Regions from separate parts of the Mus musculus genome. Here region 1 is linked to region 2. A link is a loop called in an ENCODE intact Hi-C map of the cell type or tissue named here. Cell type or tissue: left cerebral cortex. All regions are shown on one strand. Each heading gives the region's core, and the rest is flanking DNA. Links, peaks and the distances in the headings are about the cores only.

Region 1 (8,329 bases), core at 124-8,123, 92 kb after region 2:
ATCCCGTTTCGTAAACTTTAAAACATTCTTGTAAGCTTATGGAGATTATTGGATCCATCCCTCACGGGTCAACAGCCTGCTTCCCCACCTGCCTATTCCACTTATTCTTGAGGGCGGGATCCCTTCCCTTTCCCTGGTTTGTGACTCCTCTCTCCCTACTAATACGACCATGTAAAAGTTTCCAATGAACACCTAAGAAAAAATTTCCTCCTAAACTCCTTTATTTTCTGCCCCTAATATATATCTGTCCCAGCAACCTGCCAGCTTCGTGTGTTCCCTCATGCATCCCCGGTAGCCCCAGGTGATTGAGCCTCAGAAACTGCTCCAGCTGCTGCCTGAACACCCCTAGCCCAGGTGGTCCTACTGTGCTTGGGCAGCAGTGGCACAGCCTGCTGGAGTGGAAACTTCTAGTTCTTTGGAAAGTCAGTTGTGTCAAATGATGTTTTGCTGGGGGGGCACACAGGTGAAAGGATGTCTCGCTAAAGGAGACATGGATGAAAGTGTGTTTTGCTAGAGCAGACACATGAGAGGGTGCGTGATGAAGACGTGTATATATATGACCCCCACAGACAGTGGGAAGAGCACTGAGCCTTGGTTGGGTTTGCTCCACCTCGCTAACAACACACATGTATCGATTCACCGTCTATAGCCTTGTGGAACTCAGCTTGTGGTAATTCCACCATTGAGAGAAATTTGCCCAAGAACTGCTCGGGAGGTTCCTGCAGCAGCGTGCCTTGCTTGCAGCTTGCCACACTTCAGTGGCCTTGCCTCGGGGCAGCTGGCGTGAGTACCTGGTGTCTGCCTGCAGAGGCTGGAGCTGCCAGTTTGTGTGCAGGGTCTGCCTAACCTGAAGACTGATCTGCAGCTGCTGAGTTGTATTTGGTGTTCGCTACAGGACTGAACTGTTGCCCAAGGAGATTGAGCTCACCCCCAAAGTACGGTTGCTGAACAGGTCCAATTCCCCCACATCCTAATAACGTTTCTCTTCCACCAACTCTGGTGCGTGGTGGGCTAGAGGAGAGGTTGAACCTTTATTAAAAGAAGATTGCAAAAGTTTCATGTCTACAGCTTGCTCTACCAGGACTCAGCCAGGATCCCAGTTTTCTTGGGTCCCCAAAGATGTTAATGCCCCCAGGCAGCAGGAAGCAGGCAGTCTAAAGAGCTCAGCACCCCCATTCCTGCCTCACCCGGAACCCCTTCCTATCTCCTTGCCTTTTATAATAAACAAAAAGGGAGGAACGTTATCTCCAGCCTGCCTTCGGGAACTCCATGCCACCAGCCACATCAGCACCAGTTGCCAAATGCGACACTCTTTAAAAGGTCGCCCTGCCACCGCACTCTGTCTGTCTCTAACTCTCTGTCTCCTTCTCATGTCCCCATGCCAAGACAGTCTTTCACTTCCTTCCCAATAAATCTCTTGTGTGGGATCTGTTGTGTGGGGTGGTCTCTGCATCGTACATTGGCCCTGACCCATGAAGGTCCTCCACCACGAGAACCCTAGCAGAATCTAAGTGACTTTGATGATGACCCTACTCTCCCTGAGCCTCAGTTTCCCCTGTTGGTTGTCAAGATTGCAATCACGGTGGTTTTCTCTGATGGACAGGAAAATATGCCAGTTAACCTGGGGAAGGTCCTGAACACTGTCCCAGTGGGCTCTTGATGAATTTTATTCATCGTCTCCACCCTTGGATAGGACATAGACTCAAGCAGAGCCACCAGCATGACCCAGCTACATGTCTGGGTGACATGCTAAGGATTCTAAGTCAGTGCGCACAGAGCTTCCTGCACACCTGTGTCTGCTGTTCTATCCAATACTCTGGTTGTGCAGTCAGTCAGTGTGTCTGTCCATAGATGGTTAGCCTAAGAAAATGTGGCACGTGTGTTAAGTAGAAGGCACAGATGTGGTAAGAGAGCAGCAGATTTCATAGACAGGCACTGAGGTCTGTTCAGATGGAAGAATGGGGTCTTTTCTTCTGCATTTCTCGGGTGTGGCAGGGAGGGAATTCATGGCTCCCACTACAGGAAACTGAGCCAGCATGAAGTGCACTCACTATGGCGTCTCCTGAGCAACCAAGGAAAGGCTTGAGTTCTATGATGCTAGTGTTGGGATAGACTGTTATAATGTTACCTTATGATGTTAGGCTGGGTACTCTGTGATATATGAGCTAGCCTCTGGGTACATCCCCCAAGGGCACTGGGGGATAACTCAACCAGAGACTACAGGGACAGGGAGAAATCCTGTCTGTCCTCTGATGTCGTCCTCGCTGTCTGCTAGGCAGTCTGGGCTCAGGTTGGGGAGAGAAAATGGGGATTGGGTGGAGAGATGAATGGGGTGGGTGTTGGCTGTATCTCTTTTATCTGGGGTTTGGGTTTACTTTAGCTGAGACCTGGCAGTAAGTGTACTCTGCCTAGCAGGGGTCTGTTCACGCAAGCAGAGAGGAAGGCCAAATACTGCAGGTTGCCAAGCTAGGCTTAAAGAGACTAGCCTATGACGTAACTATATATGTGTGTGTGTGTGTGTGTACACGGTGGTTTTACTCAGCCCTAAAGTACAAAACTATGTTATTTGTGGTGAAATGTATAGAATTGAATGTGATGCAGAACAGGCTAGAGTCAAATTTGAACAGAGAACTATCCCATGTTATCTATCACACATAGAATCTAGGAATCTAGAATGGATATATAAAACGGACATATACTAATTCATTATTATAAATCAATGTATAATATATATAATTATAAATATCAATGTATAAATGCATCATATATATAATATATAAAACATGAAAGTAGAAGAAGGCCCTGCAAGTTTAACCCTATTTTTAATAATTTTTTTTAATGCTTTAAACTCCCTTTTTGTCCACCACCCACCAGAGTTAGTGGAAAAGAAAGGTTATTAGGATACACGGAAAGTGGACCTGTTTGGAAATTGTTCTTTGGAGTAAATTCCATCTGGGTTGTCAGGAAATCAGCAGTTCAGTTGACAGGAGTCAGCAGTGGCAGCTCAATCCACTCGCAAACTCTTTACAAATATACCAGCCGTCCAGTTCAGTAGTGTCGGCATAATAGAGCAGAAACAGCCAGGCCCTCGCTGAATTGTCACAAGTCAGCAGAAGGAACCAGGATAAGTTTTTTGCACACCTCTCTCAACAAAGTGAAGAACCATGAAGATGGGAGACCAAGAAGCTAACTATGAGAGTTCCCCCCTCCACCTCCACCCACCCCACCTCCCACCCTAACCCACCCCGGTCTCTCTCTGTTGAGTTTATTTGTACTCCCTGCAAACATCACTTGTCTTCTATGGGTCTCGCCTCTCTATGTGTCTTGCTTCAGTCAGTAAGTCTGTCTTAGCAAAACTCCATGTGACTCCCCCGGTAATGTTAGCAGGGACTGCAGCTGCCTGCTGTTGAACTCTCGTGAGTACAAAACATTGCTAGATATACCCATGGGAAACTCACTCAACACCCAGATGCCATCATTGGCTCACTGAGCAAAGCCAAGACTGAGCCACAAGCCCCTCAGCTCCTGTCCCATCTCACACTGAGCCCTTCACTTTTTCTCTGAGAGACTCAAGGTCAGGACCTGGACACAATGAGAAGATTCAAGCTGGAGTGAAAATAACCCATCTAGGTTCCCAGTTGGAGCAAGGTGCTGGGTCCTGGAGAAACTGGCCCAGGGAATCTCCCGTTTATCACCACCATCGCTGTGTGTCCGTCTGGCGCCACAAGGTGGCAGTGTAGCACAGTGGAAGCAGAGAGCCAGAGAATTCCCGTGTGGCTCCACCGAGGGCTCAAAGCAGGAATTGTCTGATGCTCTGAATAAAGTTGGCCATTGTGTGAGACTAGTCCGCCCCATTTTTAGGCTTCACTCTCCCAGCTTCACGCTGGTGTCCAGAGCAGCAACACAAGTCGTATACGTTCAAGTACTATTATGCCAAGTAAGAGTCCTTATTCCAAAAGAGAAGAATCAAAGCCACAACAAATAGCAACCACACCGAAGCACAATCAAACCCAGCAGAGCAGATGCCAATCTTACAGCTTTAATGAGTGCCATCTGAAACTAGGAATTCAAGCCTCTTGGATCTGTTAGGTCTCAACCCCAGGACTAGAGGCTGAGGTATCTATTTAACATATCAAAGCGGACCTGGCCTTGAGGTTCTCACAGCATCCCTCAGTCCCTATCTGTTACAGGGTATGACTGGTGTACCCAGGGGCTGGGCTGCTCTTCCCCAGACACTTCCCTATATAATCCAGACATTTTGGTCACACCCCCCCCCTTTTAACCTTTTTGCCATCTTGGTTGCTGCACCTGGTTCCTCTCTCTTCCCTCTTCTTTCCCCCTCTCCTCACATGGCTTAGGGTCCCGTCCCTGAACTCCCCCAGATATCTCTGCCTCTGGCTATGCTCTCCCTTTTGTCTATGGCAAACCTCCTCCACCACACCTAGGGGCAGTCAGGTCCTTCCTTTTTTTCCCACTCAGAATCCAAAGAGCGTGTACAGCGACATACTTTGAGGAATGTCTAAGGTCTCAGAATTTAAATATGACATCAGAGGTTTATCACATTTAACTTCTAATATTATCTCAATTGATGCTACATTAAATAAAATCCCAACTATCTACATACTGTATACACACACACATATTCCTTCCACATAAGGCAACACCTTCCAGTTACTGTCCTCCTTTCTGTCACTAGCCACATGGCCTCACCTGGTATTAATAACTGCCTTCCTGTATTTACCCATTCCATATGCCCCTGACCTTCAGCAAACCCCTCAGCAGGTTCTGGTTCCTTTCCTGGAGGAGTGACCTGTATCTCCATTCCTGAAGGGTCTGGGTCATTTATCACCCTGCCTGGATTGGGTCGTTGTACTTTCTCACTGACCTAAGTCACAGAACATAGTGACACCAAGAGGTGTCCCGAAAGATCTCCTCTACCCTCCAGACATGTTCTTCCTTATTTCCATAACGGAGAAGCAGCCTAATTTCCCCCTGGCAGTCTGGATATATCACTTCTGCGAATACTGTTACACCTTTCTTAATGGGCTCAAGAGCATCAGGACCTCAAAATAAAGAGGAAACTCTTAGCTTCCAACTCCGTGAGCTGTGTGCTGTGTCCCCAGGAAGAAGCACTGCTTCTGAAACCAAAACCTCTAAGCCTGCAGAGCATAAGGTTGTGAGAACAGAAAGAATAAATCTTCCTAGCCAGTCTCTAGCAGTGATAGTGAGAATCATTTCCATTTCTACATCTTGGTTCCTGGGCCCATAAATCCTGGCTTGGGAGAATCAGCCCCATACATTGGACAAATTCACAGCCTTCCGGGGAAGCTTGCCCAGCAACCCCAGGCTATTGCTACCCAGCTGGTGTTTTAGTGAATCTTTAAAAGGCCATTTCAGCTCCACCAATCCAGCTGTTTCAGGATGGTGTGGGACATAGTAAGACCAGACTGGTGTTCCAATTAAAACAACAGCAGAAACAACGGGATTGTAAAGCGCAGGCTGGATGTGTGGATGTGCGTGCAGGGAATGCGAGACCCTGGGGACCTGGATGTGTTTTACAGGGGAAACCGTGAGCAACACAGAGCCTGCTGGGAGGCATGTGTGTGTGTGTGTGTGTGTGTGTGTGTGTGTGTGTGTGTGTGTGTGTGTGTTGCTTCCCTCTCCCTTTCAGAAAGAATATAGAAACTGGGCTGGAGAGGTGGCTCAGTGGTTAAGAGCACTGACTGCTCTTCCAGAAGTCCTGAGTTCAATTCCCACAACCATCTGTAAAATGGGATCAGATGCCCTCTTCTGGTGTGTCTGAAGACAGCTATAGCATACTCACATACAAATAATAAATAAATCTTTTTTTTTAAAGTAATATAGAAACCAAGATTTGACTATAAGAGAAGAGCCATCTTTTACTATTGGCCGGTGGAGGTGTTAACCAGGGTGATAAGAGTTCAGATTTAGTCATGAAAACAGAAGTGAGCACGCCAGTTTCTCAAGTCCACAGTGAAATCAAAATGAAGACCCCATGACTCCAAGGGCGGCTCAGGTTTTCTTTCTGTTCAAAAATTTTTATTTTTCCCCCTGTGGTTGTCAGGACTCATCCCAGGGCATGTGCATACTAGGAAAGTACTCCACCCCTGAGCCATGTCCCCAGCTCCTCACTGGTAGATTCTAGGCAAAGGCTCTACCTCCGATGCACACCCCGGCCCTCTCTTTCCTTTGTATTTTAGTACAGCAGGCTTTCACTATGACTTTCAGATGAAACTCCATCAGCAGTGTACTGTTCTGGGGAGCAACAAGGGACAGAACCCACGTCCACTTGCTTGATGTGTGTGCTCCGTCACTGAGCCGCATCCCAGCGGCAGTAGTGGTCCCCCAAGCTGGTTGTGGTATTTACCGAAAAAAAAGAAAAGAAAAAAAAAAAAAAAGAAAAGAGGGGCCTCTTTTCTTGCCCAATTCAGCTCCCAGTCCCCCCTCACCTCCAGCTGTCTGTCTCACTGTTGGGGTCCAGCTGCGTTCTTTGTGCCTGCTTCAGGCCAGACCCTCCCCACAAGCTGTTGAGATCTCCCAACCTGTCTCTCCTCCAGAGTCTCCCCATCCTGGAGATTGCCCCAACTTTGTCCTAGTCTCTCCTTGGAAGCCCTGTGGATTTTCCCACAGGCTTTGTCCATACTTAGGACAGAAAACACCGGTCTTTATGGAAGGTGACAGGTACTAAGACAGCTTCTTGCCATTGAGTAAAGCAGGGACGTCACCTGCGTTTGCCCTCGAAGCTTGGTCTGCTTCCAACCTCGTCTGTTTTGAAGGTTTAGCAGGAAAGTGTAACAGGTCCCCCGGACATTGCCTGGGCCCCTAGCAGGAATCCAGATAGGGAGTCTAGGGTTCTACCATAGAGGAGTCTCCTCAGTAAGCAGCCTAGCTCACCTGCCTGCAGCACAAGGGCCTGTTTTTCCAGTTTTGCTAGGAGTAGGCTCTGCCTGGAACCCCACCCCCCAACCTCAGTGCCTCTGGTTTCCCCTGTCCAGGCTGTACCTCACCTATGTGTAAGATTAAAGGATGATAGCGCAGGTGAGAGATGTCCAGCCTGAGTGTGCCCTGGCACCCCCATATCCTGTGTCCCTGAAGGAACATGACATCTGTCAAACACCACAGTTTCCTGAGAGGCAATGTAAGAGTGTGATCAATATGAACTGTCTTTGTTAGGGTTTTACTGCTGTGAAGAGACACCATGACCAAGGCAACTCTTGTAAGGACAACATTTAATTGGGGCTGGCTTACAGGGTCAGAGGTTCTGTCCACTATCATCCTGGTGGGAGCATGGCACCGTCCAGGCAGGCATAGCACTGGAAAAGTTGAGAGTTCTACATCTTGTTTGGAAGGCAAACAGGAGAACACTGCTGTCTTCCAGGCAGCTAGGAGGAAATTCTTAAAGCCCACCCCCTAATGACACACTTCCTCCAAGAAGGCCACACCTCCTAATAGTGCCACTCCCTGGGCCAAGCATCTTCAAACTACTACACACTTTGCTCTCAAGCTAGAAGTCTCAAGTTCACTGCCACTCTGCTTGCTGTGCAGCCTTCGGCCACAGTTTGATTTCTCTGTGTGTCTGTCTCTTGTTTCCATAGTTGGGCATAATTCTGGGCTTCTCAGAGTCATGTTTATAAAGCAATTCCAATAAAACATACAAAATAGAGGTGATCTAGAAAGGTTAGTCTTCCATTATATTTTTGAGTTCTTGTTAATAATAATATTATTAATTATTTATTATATTACTTTTAAGAATAATATTATTTACATTTTATACATTTATTCTTTATAATATTATTAGTTATAATATTATACATATTTTATTATATTTCATGTATGATATAATATTATATAATATTTATTATTTATATTATTAATAGTATGTGTTCATATAATAAGTATTATTACTTACAATAGTATTATTCTACAGTTATTATTTGTTATATTTATTATTATTATTATTATTATTATTATTATTATTATTATTCCCATAGCACCCACGTTTCTCCACTTCTGACTTTGGCCACCTTCTCACCATGCAGGCTCCATCCTGCTCATTGTCTTGTTCTGTTCATCAGCTACATCCCTCCAGCTTCAGCTTTTAACTGACTTCCAGTGTTTACTTGTCTCTCTGTGCCTCAGTTTCCTTATCTGTAAAACGAAGTCTACAGACCCCTATTCCACAAAATCATCAAGAGAAATGAATCACAGGTCAGTAAACATACTTCAAAATCTAAATAATTCCCTTCCGTGAAGCATGTCGGGAAGACTGTGTAAAGCCACTGTGTGTGTGGTGACTCAAACCTGCCGT
Region 2 (8,329 bases), core at 147-8,146:
GGAACCGTGATCCGGGTGGGAGATGGGGAAAGGAGACCAGATGAATCTTCAGAGAGAAAGATCAGAGTCACTCAAGAGGCATGGTGATCTGGAGCAGTCAGGAGAGGGATGAGCTAAAAGGAAGATGAGAAATTCTGAGGGACTCACTTTTGGGCCTCAAGACTGAGACAGGTGTGAGGCAGGTGTGAGACAGGTGTGAGGCAGGTGTGAGACAGGTGTGAGACAGGTGTGAGACAGGTGTGAGACAGGTGTGCGGCAGGTGTGATTCCCAAATCTATAACTTTCTAGTTGTGGGATCTAAAGCAGGTGGCTTTACCTCTCTGAACCTTGGTTTTTTTTTTTTTTTCCTAAAAAGAATAATCATATCTACCTACCACAGTGGGGTCAGAGGTAATGCACAGAGAACAAGTAGTAGGAAGAATTTACTCAATGCATTGCTGTTGCAACAGTTACAAGCATAGAGATGGGTTCAGGGCAAGGATTGTCCCAGGTGCTGGCTACTGTGGTGGGGTTGGAAAACCAGGTGACCACTGCTCACACCCTTCACTGCTGTCCCCACAGTGCGCCTGCCTCATTCCTTGCGATGTGCCAATGTCTCCATCATCGAACACAAGGAGTGTGAGAAGGCCTACCCGGGCAACATCACAGACACCATGCTGTGCGCCAGTGTTCGGAAAGAGGGCAAGGACTCCTGTCAGGTCAGCAGGCAGGGGCTGGATCTCCAGCCACATACCCATTGCAACCTCCATCATCTTTACTGACATCCCCAGTCAGCCCTGATCACAACCATATCCAACCCTGCCTCCCCATGTTCACCCTCCTCTCCAACTCTGCCACCCATGAAGAACCTCTGGGCCCTGACCCCATTTATATTCTCACCCAGAATCCCACCTTCATCCCACCCAGCCTCTCACCATCAATCTCTTCCTTCACCTGCCCACCACCCTCACTACCGTCCTCACCCCCTCCCAACCACCCCACTCAACTCTAACAGGTTGTGTCTCCTCTCATGCCAGGGTGACTCTGGAGGCCCCCTGGTCTGCAACGGATCTCTTCAAGGCATCATCTCCTGGGGTCAGGACCCATGTGCCGTCACCAGAAAGCCTGGTGTCTATACAAAAGTCTGCAAATACTTTAACTGGATCCACGAGGTTATGAGGAACAATTAGAGGGGACCTGCTTCCCACCACCCAACCCCTCCAACCTCTTCTTAATGCTTTGACTTCTCTTCATTCTGCCCTAAGAAGTCCTCAGCTGGGACCCTGGCATGTACTCTCTCCGACCCACCATGAGTATAGTATAGGGATGCTCTAACTTGATGATCGACCTGGGGCCTGGAATCAAATCCTGACTTGAACTAAATTGTGACTCTGGACATGATCACCACTGGTTTTGTTTGTTTGGTTGTTTTTTGTTTTGTTTTGTTTTGTTCCCAGCTTTGAAGACAGTCCCTGGCATATCCCAGGGTTTCAATAAATATTTGTTAAATGATAAATGATTCTGTTGAGTGTCAACTGCATATTAGTCCTGACCATACAGAGGGTGTTTAAATGTCATATGGGTATGAGAGTTTGCCTGTATATTCGTTTGTCTGACATGCACCTGCCTGTCTGAGGAGCTCAGAGGAGGGGTCAGATCCCCAGCCACTGTGAGTGCTGGGAACCAAACCCTGGTCCTCAGCAAGAGCAGCAAGTCCTATGAACCACAGAACATCTCTCCAGCCCCCCAAAGATCTTTTAAATGTTACTAAGCAACTGAATGCTCACAAGCCCCTTGGAGATTGGTCCTATTTTTCTACCCACTTTTGCAGACCATGAAAGTGGGCACAGACAGATGAAGGTGCATGCTCACAACCACCCAGCTGAGACCTGAAGGGTTTAAAAGCCCAATGACTCTTAATTATCAACGCAATGCCACATTAACATTAATGCTCAGTTTGTTTTCTTTTTATGTTACTTTAAAAAAATTTTTTTTAGTTTTAGTTTATTTTTGTTTTCCATTTATTTACTCATTCTTTTTTTAGGGGTGGGCAGGGAGAGGCACACGCCATGGTGCACAGGTGGAAGTCAGAGAGCAAATTGCAGGAGTCCATTCTCTCCTTCCACCATGTGGGGGACCAAGGATCACAGGCAGGTTGTTAGGCAAGCACCGGTACCCACCAAGCCATCTTGCTGGCCAGGCAGAAAGAACTCACTCAGTTCTTCTCTCTCTACATGAGAAGTTGCACATGCAAAAGTGTGATCGCAGTGAGTGCGGTCCGCATGCACAGAGTAAGAGGTAGTAAAAGAGGCTACCATCATTTTCCAACTGCCAGATTCAGTTCACTGAGGTCAGCGTTGCCTGGTCTCTGCTAGCCAAAATGAAGCCAAAGGACACAAAAACAGAAAGGAAATTCCTGTCACCTTTAACACATTTTGAATGCTCTGTAGCTCCAAGTAGCTGGTGGCTGGTACAACATAGTCACTGTAGCAAAAATCTGGACAGGACTGAGTCAAGCAACCTCTGAAGTTAACACAGACAAGATGCCTCAGAAAACACAGACGTTCTGTTCAGCTCTTGAGGAGAGATCCCTAGAACTAGAGAGAATCGTTTCTAGTTGTTAGGCGGACTTGCTTGCTGTGTGACCTCTTATGAGTCACAGCCCTCTCCGAGCCTCCCATTCCTCACCCAAAATGAGGGTGTCAGCCAAGGTGATGTGGCCTGTTCCTTAATGTGATTCACTAGCTCGTGTCACCTGAAGACACACAGGGAGGGTGCACGATGCTCACACACAGGCTTAGGGCAAAGCTGCAGCTTCCCACCCCCACCCTCTCAGCACATGCTGAGACACAAGGAGCCTACTGTTTCTTGGTTTACACACTTGGGAATTTGTCTGTGTCCTTCCCACTCTTTCCTTCTGCCTACTTGAACTCTTCCCACCTCCCTCTTCTTCCTCATTCTGGCTCCTGCCAGAGCAGACCTTGCCCCCTCTTCGTTTCCCCTCTCTGTCACTCACCATCTCATCGACGTAAGCCCCCCCCCCATCTTCCCACCACACCTGAGAACACTTCTCAGAAAGAGGGCATAGGGGAACCCCCAAGAAAGCTAGCTCCAGAAGGTGTTCTTGTCACTGCCAGAAGCCTGTATTCCAGGGCCCCTCCCTGAGCAGGAATCTGGGGCCCTGGTTGAATGCCAGCCCCACCCACGTTATAATTAGGGAGAGGGAAAGAGAGGGAGTGAAGCCCTAAGGGGAAGGGTGGGGGGGAGGAAGCTTCCGGGATCTTGAGGGTTAAAAGGGAAGGTCTGCCCAGGGGTCCCTGGTCAGAGGACTGTTTGCAGCCCACACTGCAGGGCAAGAGCCACTTCTGAGTCTCCTTTCTTCTTACTGGCGACTCCCAGGTGAAGCGGGTTGCACCCCACCCTATTGGGGTGGATGGCGAGAGGATGGGTGGAGACCCTCGGGCAACGGGCAGGAACTCTTTCATAGCCCTGATTTCCCTGCAGCATGGGGAAGTCCCTCAGCTCTGAGGTTAGGAAGAGGTTCCCACGGGCTCTGAGCAGGACCCCAACCCACCCACGAAGGAGTATGGACCTGGAGCTCAGTGTGGCTGGTGGCCAAGAAAGGCTGGGTGCACAAATTGGTCCCCTCTGGAGGATCGAGGACTGGAGTTCTGGGGGCCTTTGGAGTGAACCTCATTGAAGTGGTTCAGATGCGCTGAGGCAGGGGGTCTTGACCGATCATCTGTTTTAGGCCTCCACTCCAGCCTCTGCAAGCCAAGTATCAGCTATGAGGGTCCCGCTTCTTCACCTCTCCACTGCCTCTGGCTCCTGGTCCCTGGTGAAGCTTCTGCTGCCGCTACTGATGGTGCAACTCTGGGGTGAGCCTGGGGCCGGGGGCGACAGGAGGGAAGGGCCAGGACCGGAGGTGGAGGGAATGTTGCCACTGCAACCGTAGTCAGCTCGCCTTCCTGGGGGCCTGGCACCCACATAGACATCCCAAGCAGGATCCACCCTCAGGTGGGCTCTGACCCCAGATACCGCACCCAACTGTTAGGAGAACCCAGCCCCTTCGCCCCATCAGCTTCTCCACCTCTCTGCCTCTCCTACCTCGCCTCTTAGCCTCTCCTGCCTTCTCCTCACCTCTTGCAGACCCGTTGCATCCCTCCCTCTTCCTAAAGGAGGTGCTACAGTACCCCTAACCTGTGTGTTGGAGCAACTTCCCATCCTTGGACTAGACTTACCTTTCCCTCTTGCACACCCCTTCTCATTTGTCTAGCACTTCTCGGCGCTCTGGCCCCATTTCTTGCTGTCCCACCTTGTCCCTGTCTCCTCCTCGCTGCCACATTAGCTCCTCACTGGCCCACTGTGTCTCCTGTCTTCTGCTTCTCATTGCCCCATTGTGCGTTCTGTCTCCTGCTCCATATTGCCTCCACCGTGTTGACTGTTGCCTTTACCTTCCCTTTGTATTCTGCCTTCTTGTTTTTTTGTTTTTGTTTCGTTTTTTGTTTTTGTTTGTTTGTTTTTTTCGAGACAGGGTTTCTCTGTGTAGCCCTGGCTGTCCTGGAACTCACTTTGTAGACCAGGCTCGAACTCAGAATTCTGCCTTCTTACTGCTCACTGTGTCTCTGCCCTTCTGTACCCCCTGTCTGCCCCCTTACCTATCACACTCCCTCTGCACAGTGCTCTGCCTAGGCTCGCATCTGGTCTCAGCCCGGTAGGTTAGATCCCTGCCTTTCCTGCACATTGCCTCACCGCCCCCCATCCTACCCCCACTCCAGTCTCAGCCCTGGGGTGTCTTAGTCCCATTCTATTCTAACCCCTCTTGCCCTTTCACGCCTCAGTAACTGGTTCGCAGAGTTCTCTAATTTTCCCACGGCTTACTACTCAGCTGCGCCCCCTAGAGGCCCATCCTGTGACGTGCTGTATTAACCCGGAACCGTGACTTGGCTGGGCGAAACCTGATCCCCCTGTCCCGCTTCTCTATCCAGCGGCGCAGGCTCTGCTGCTCCCGGGAAACGCCACGCGCGTGGACCTCGAGGCCTCCGGCGCCCAGTGCGAGCGTGACTATCATCCCTGGCAGGTCTCCCTCTTCCATAACCTCCAGTTCCAATGTGCGGGTGTCCTGGTGGACCAGAACTGGGTGCTCACGGCCGCACATTGCTGGAGAAATAAGTAAGGAACCACTCAGAAGTAGCAATGTAGTAGTGGGGAGGATGGGGCCCAGGCACTCTCTCGGCTTTGGTTAGGTTAAGGGTGGCAGCCATTCTACAAGAGAGGCAGGATCCAAGCTGCAACGCCAGGGCGGGGCGCTGTGAGTCCATCGCACCTGTCCATAGAAGCCAGCCAGGGCATGTTGTATTTAAGACCTGTAGTCTCCTCATATGCCTGCAACGCAGGGACAAAGGACCAGGTGACACGAAGATGAAAGGAGAGACGGGCATACTAAAGAGTAGTAGTCAGCCTTCAACCCTCAAACTCTTACTCTCCTCCCTCAGACCCAGGGTTTCAGTCCTGAGCCCTCCTCCTTCAGACCCAGGAGTCCAGTCTCCAGCCTCTTCCCTCAGTCCCAGGGGACCAGCCCCAGCTACTCTCCCAGACCCTCTGATCTCAGGATCCCACTTCACTTCCTCACCCTCTGACCCAAGGACTAGGGTTAGGCTCTGTCTCCATGAAGGTTTTGCCTTCATCAGGCTACTCTTCCTCCCCCAGGCCACTGAGAGCTCGAGTTGGCGATGACCACTTGCTGCTTTTCCAGAAGGAGCAACTGCGGTCCACGAGTTCACCTGTTTTCCACCCCAAGTATCAGGCTTGCTCAGGCCCCATCCTGCCACATCGCTCAGATGAACACGACCTCATGATGCTGAAACTGAGCAGTCCTGTAATGCTGACGTCCAACGTGCATCCCGTGCAACTGCCCTTCCGCTGCTCTCAGCCAGGGCAAGAGTGTCAGGTCTCAGGCTGGGGGACCTCAGCCAGCCGAAGAGGCAAGAACTGGGCTGGACTCCTGGGTCCAAAGGGCTGAGTGAGAGCTAGACCCTAGATCTGAGGGAGGATGGCTGAAACCTGGGTGTCTACGTCCGAGGGAAGAGGCTAGAATATGAACTCTGGCTCAGGGGACTGCAGAGGTTGGGGTTGGATTCTTGGATCTAAGATTAGAGAGATGGAGTTTGTAAGATTAGAGAGATGGAGTTTGTAGTCCTGGATCTGGGGAAGAGGGCTGGAGTCCAGACACCTCGATGTGAGGTCAGAGAGCTGGGACACGGACCTCTGGGTATAAGAGAGGAAGGTCGTGGCTAGACTCCCAGGTTGGGGGAAGAGAGCTGAGGTCTGACATCTCGGTTTGAGGAGAAGGCTCAGATCTAGACCCCTGGATCTGAGAGAAGAGGCTGGGGCTGGCACCCTGGGTCCCAGGGAGGAGGCCGAGGGAGGATCACGAGGGTTTGAATTTCTGTGCCTAAGGGTGGAGGGGTGGGGTTAGGTTCCCTGGGTATGTAGGAAGGCTTGGGGCTGGATTCCGGGGTCTGGAAGAGAGGGCTAACTGGTCTCCCTGTGACTGCCCTGTTCTCAGTGAAGTACAATAGGAGCCTGAGCTGTTCCAAGGTAACTCTCCTTAGCCAGAAGCAGTGTGAGACCTTCTACCCAGGTGTGATCACCAACAGCATGATTTGTGCTGAGGCAGACGGAAACCAAGACTCTTGCCAGGTAAGGACAGATCAGCAAGCAAGTCTGTCTCCTGGACTGGGTGGGGGGCACTAAGACACTGAAAGAGTTGTCTCTGCTTTTCCTCCCTTCCTCCCCAATCCACAGCCCTCCCTACTCTTTACCCCGTTTCTCAACCCACTCCCTTAATCTGCTTTTCACCCTGCCAACCCCCATCTCTTGATCCCTCTCAGTCTTCTCACCTTGGATGAGCCAATTCCAGCTGCAAACCTATCACATCTCCATTGTCACCTCCCAATTTGACCCCCACGCCCCATGCCACCATCACCTCTGTGTGTATCTCCTTACCACCCCAACTTCTAACATCTCTCCAGCCCCATCCCAGGGTCTTCCGTATCCTAACCCAACAATAGCCCTCCAGGCAGCTCTTTCCTCATGGTACCTCCTTCCTCCCATCTGCAGAGTGACTCCGGTGGCCCCCTGGTGTGTGATGACACCCTGCATGGCGTCCTCTCGTGGGGCATTTACCCATGTGGTGCTGCCCAGCACCCATCTGTCTACTCAGAGATCTGCAAATACACCCCCTGGATCCGAAGAGTCATTCGTTTCAAATGACCGTCTGCCCCTCTCCTCCTCTCATGCCCACCCACCCCTCTTCCTTCATCCCTTGTCCACTCCTGTTCTCTGCTCACAAATGCAGAAAATGGTGGCTGAGAAAGTTCTAGTACCCCAAGGAAGCTAGCAGTCCCCAAGTCTCTAAGAAAAGTTACCTGTCATTCAACCTCTACCTCCCTCCTCTGTGTGACTGGGACAAGCCTGGTACTCTCTCTGAGCCTTGGTTTCCTTGTCTGTAAAATGGGGACAATGAATTGTCTACCTCTTACATATGTTGTATGGAGACCATGATGGAATATGTGTGTGTGTGTATGTGTGTGTTTATGGTCACTGACACAGGAACATGAACACCATCTGGTTATCACTGATTAAACACTACCAAATCTGACCTCCAATGTGTGTGCCTCTGTCTGGGATCAGAGCCAATGAGTGCACAGAGGGCAGCCTTCAGATGTGTCAGCAGCAAAGAAGAGTCTGGCTCCACACTGCCACCCAGAGCACCCTCAGAGTCCTTTCATGTTTTCAGGACCTCAGTTCTGGTAAAACTGGATCTCATGATGATACAGTGTGCAGCAGAGTGGGAGGCTTTTGGTTTTGTTTTTTTAAAATCACATGTATTTTGTGTATGTGCATGTCTGCATGCAGACATGCTCGCAGCATGGAACATGTGTGGAGATCAAAAGCAGTTAGTTCTTTCTTTCTACCCCAGAGTCTGAACTCAAGTCATCTGGTCCAACAGTGAACACCTTTACCCACTGAGCAGTCTTTACAGATCTTCTCAATTTACAAAAGCATATATTTATTTATGTGAACGAATGTGAGCACATGATGCATAGATGTCAGAGGGCAGACCCTCAGTTCTTCCGTTCTAGGGATTGAGTCCAGGATGTCAGGCTTGGCGGTGCCTTCACCAGCTCAGTCATCTTATTTGCCCAAGTTGGAGTTTATTGCAAGAAATTAGCATAGGTTTTAAGCGTGAGGGTTAAAAGAAAGAGAAAGCAGGATATATCTAAAAGCGTGTGTGTGTGTGTGTGTGTGTGTGTGTGTGTGTGTGTGTATGTAGAACAGAGAACAA

Evidence for each region. A loop is a pair of places that touch in the nucleus more often than their neighbours do. Peaks named below come from ENCODE experiments on the same cell type or tissue, not always from the same donor. Only the 100,000 strongest peaks of a DNase experiment are listed, where the experiment ranks them.
Region 1: it touches region 2 in a loop (2.2-fold over the local background); 3 of 42 quality-filtered maps call a loop at or near these places.

What each region holds. Positions count from the first base shown.
Region 1 is chr7:43,869,690-43,878,018 of GRCm38, forward strand. No RefSeq gene overlaps it. Among named protein-coding and RNA genes, the nearest start is that of Klk4, 7.3 kb to the right of the region's middle. In left cerebral cortex, for the core only: a CTCF peak has its summit at 3,726 (motif pointing right); a DNase peak (open chromatin) is centred at 3,733.
Region 2 is chr7:43,777,769-43,786,097 of GRCm38, forward strand. It overlaps Klk11 (kallikrein related-peptidase 11), which reads left to right. Exons shown (of 5, transcript NM_019974.2): 4 at 562-698; 5 at 1,017-1,495. The coding sequence ends at 1,169. It overlaps Klk10 (kallikrein related-peptidase 10), which reads left to right and starts at 3,286. Exons shown (of 6, transcript NM_133712.2): 1 at 3,286-3,378; 2 at 3,731-3,857; 3 at 4,968-5,151; 4 at 5,689-5,963; 5 at 6,548-6,681; 6 at 7,102-7,642. The coding sequence starts at 3,767. The coding sequence ends at 7,254. In left cerebral cortex, for the core only: CTCF peaks have their summits at 4,881 (motif pointing left) and 7,746; DNase peaks (open chromatin) are centred at 4,892 and 7,756.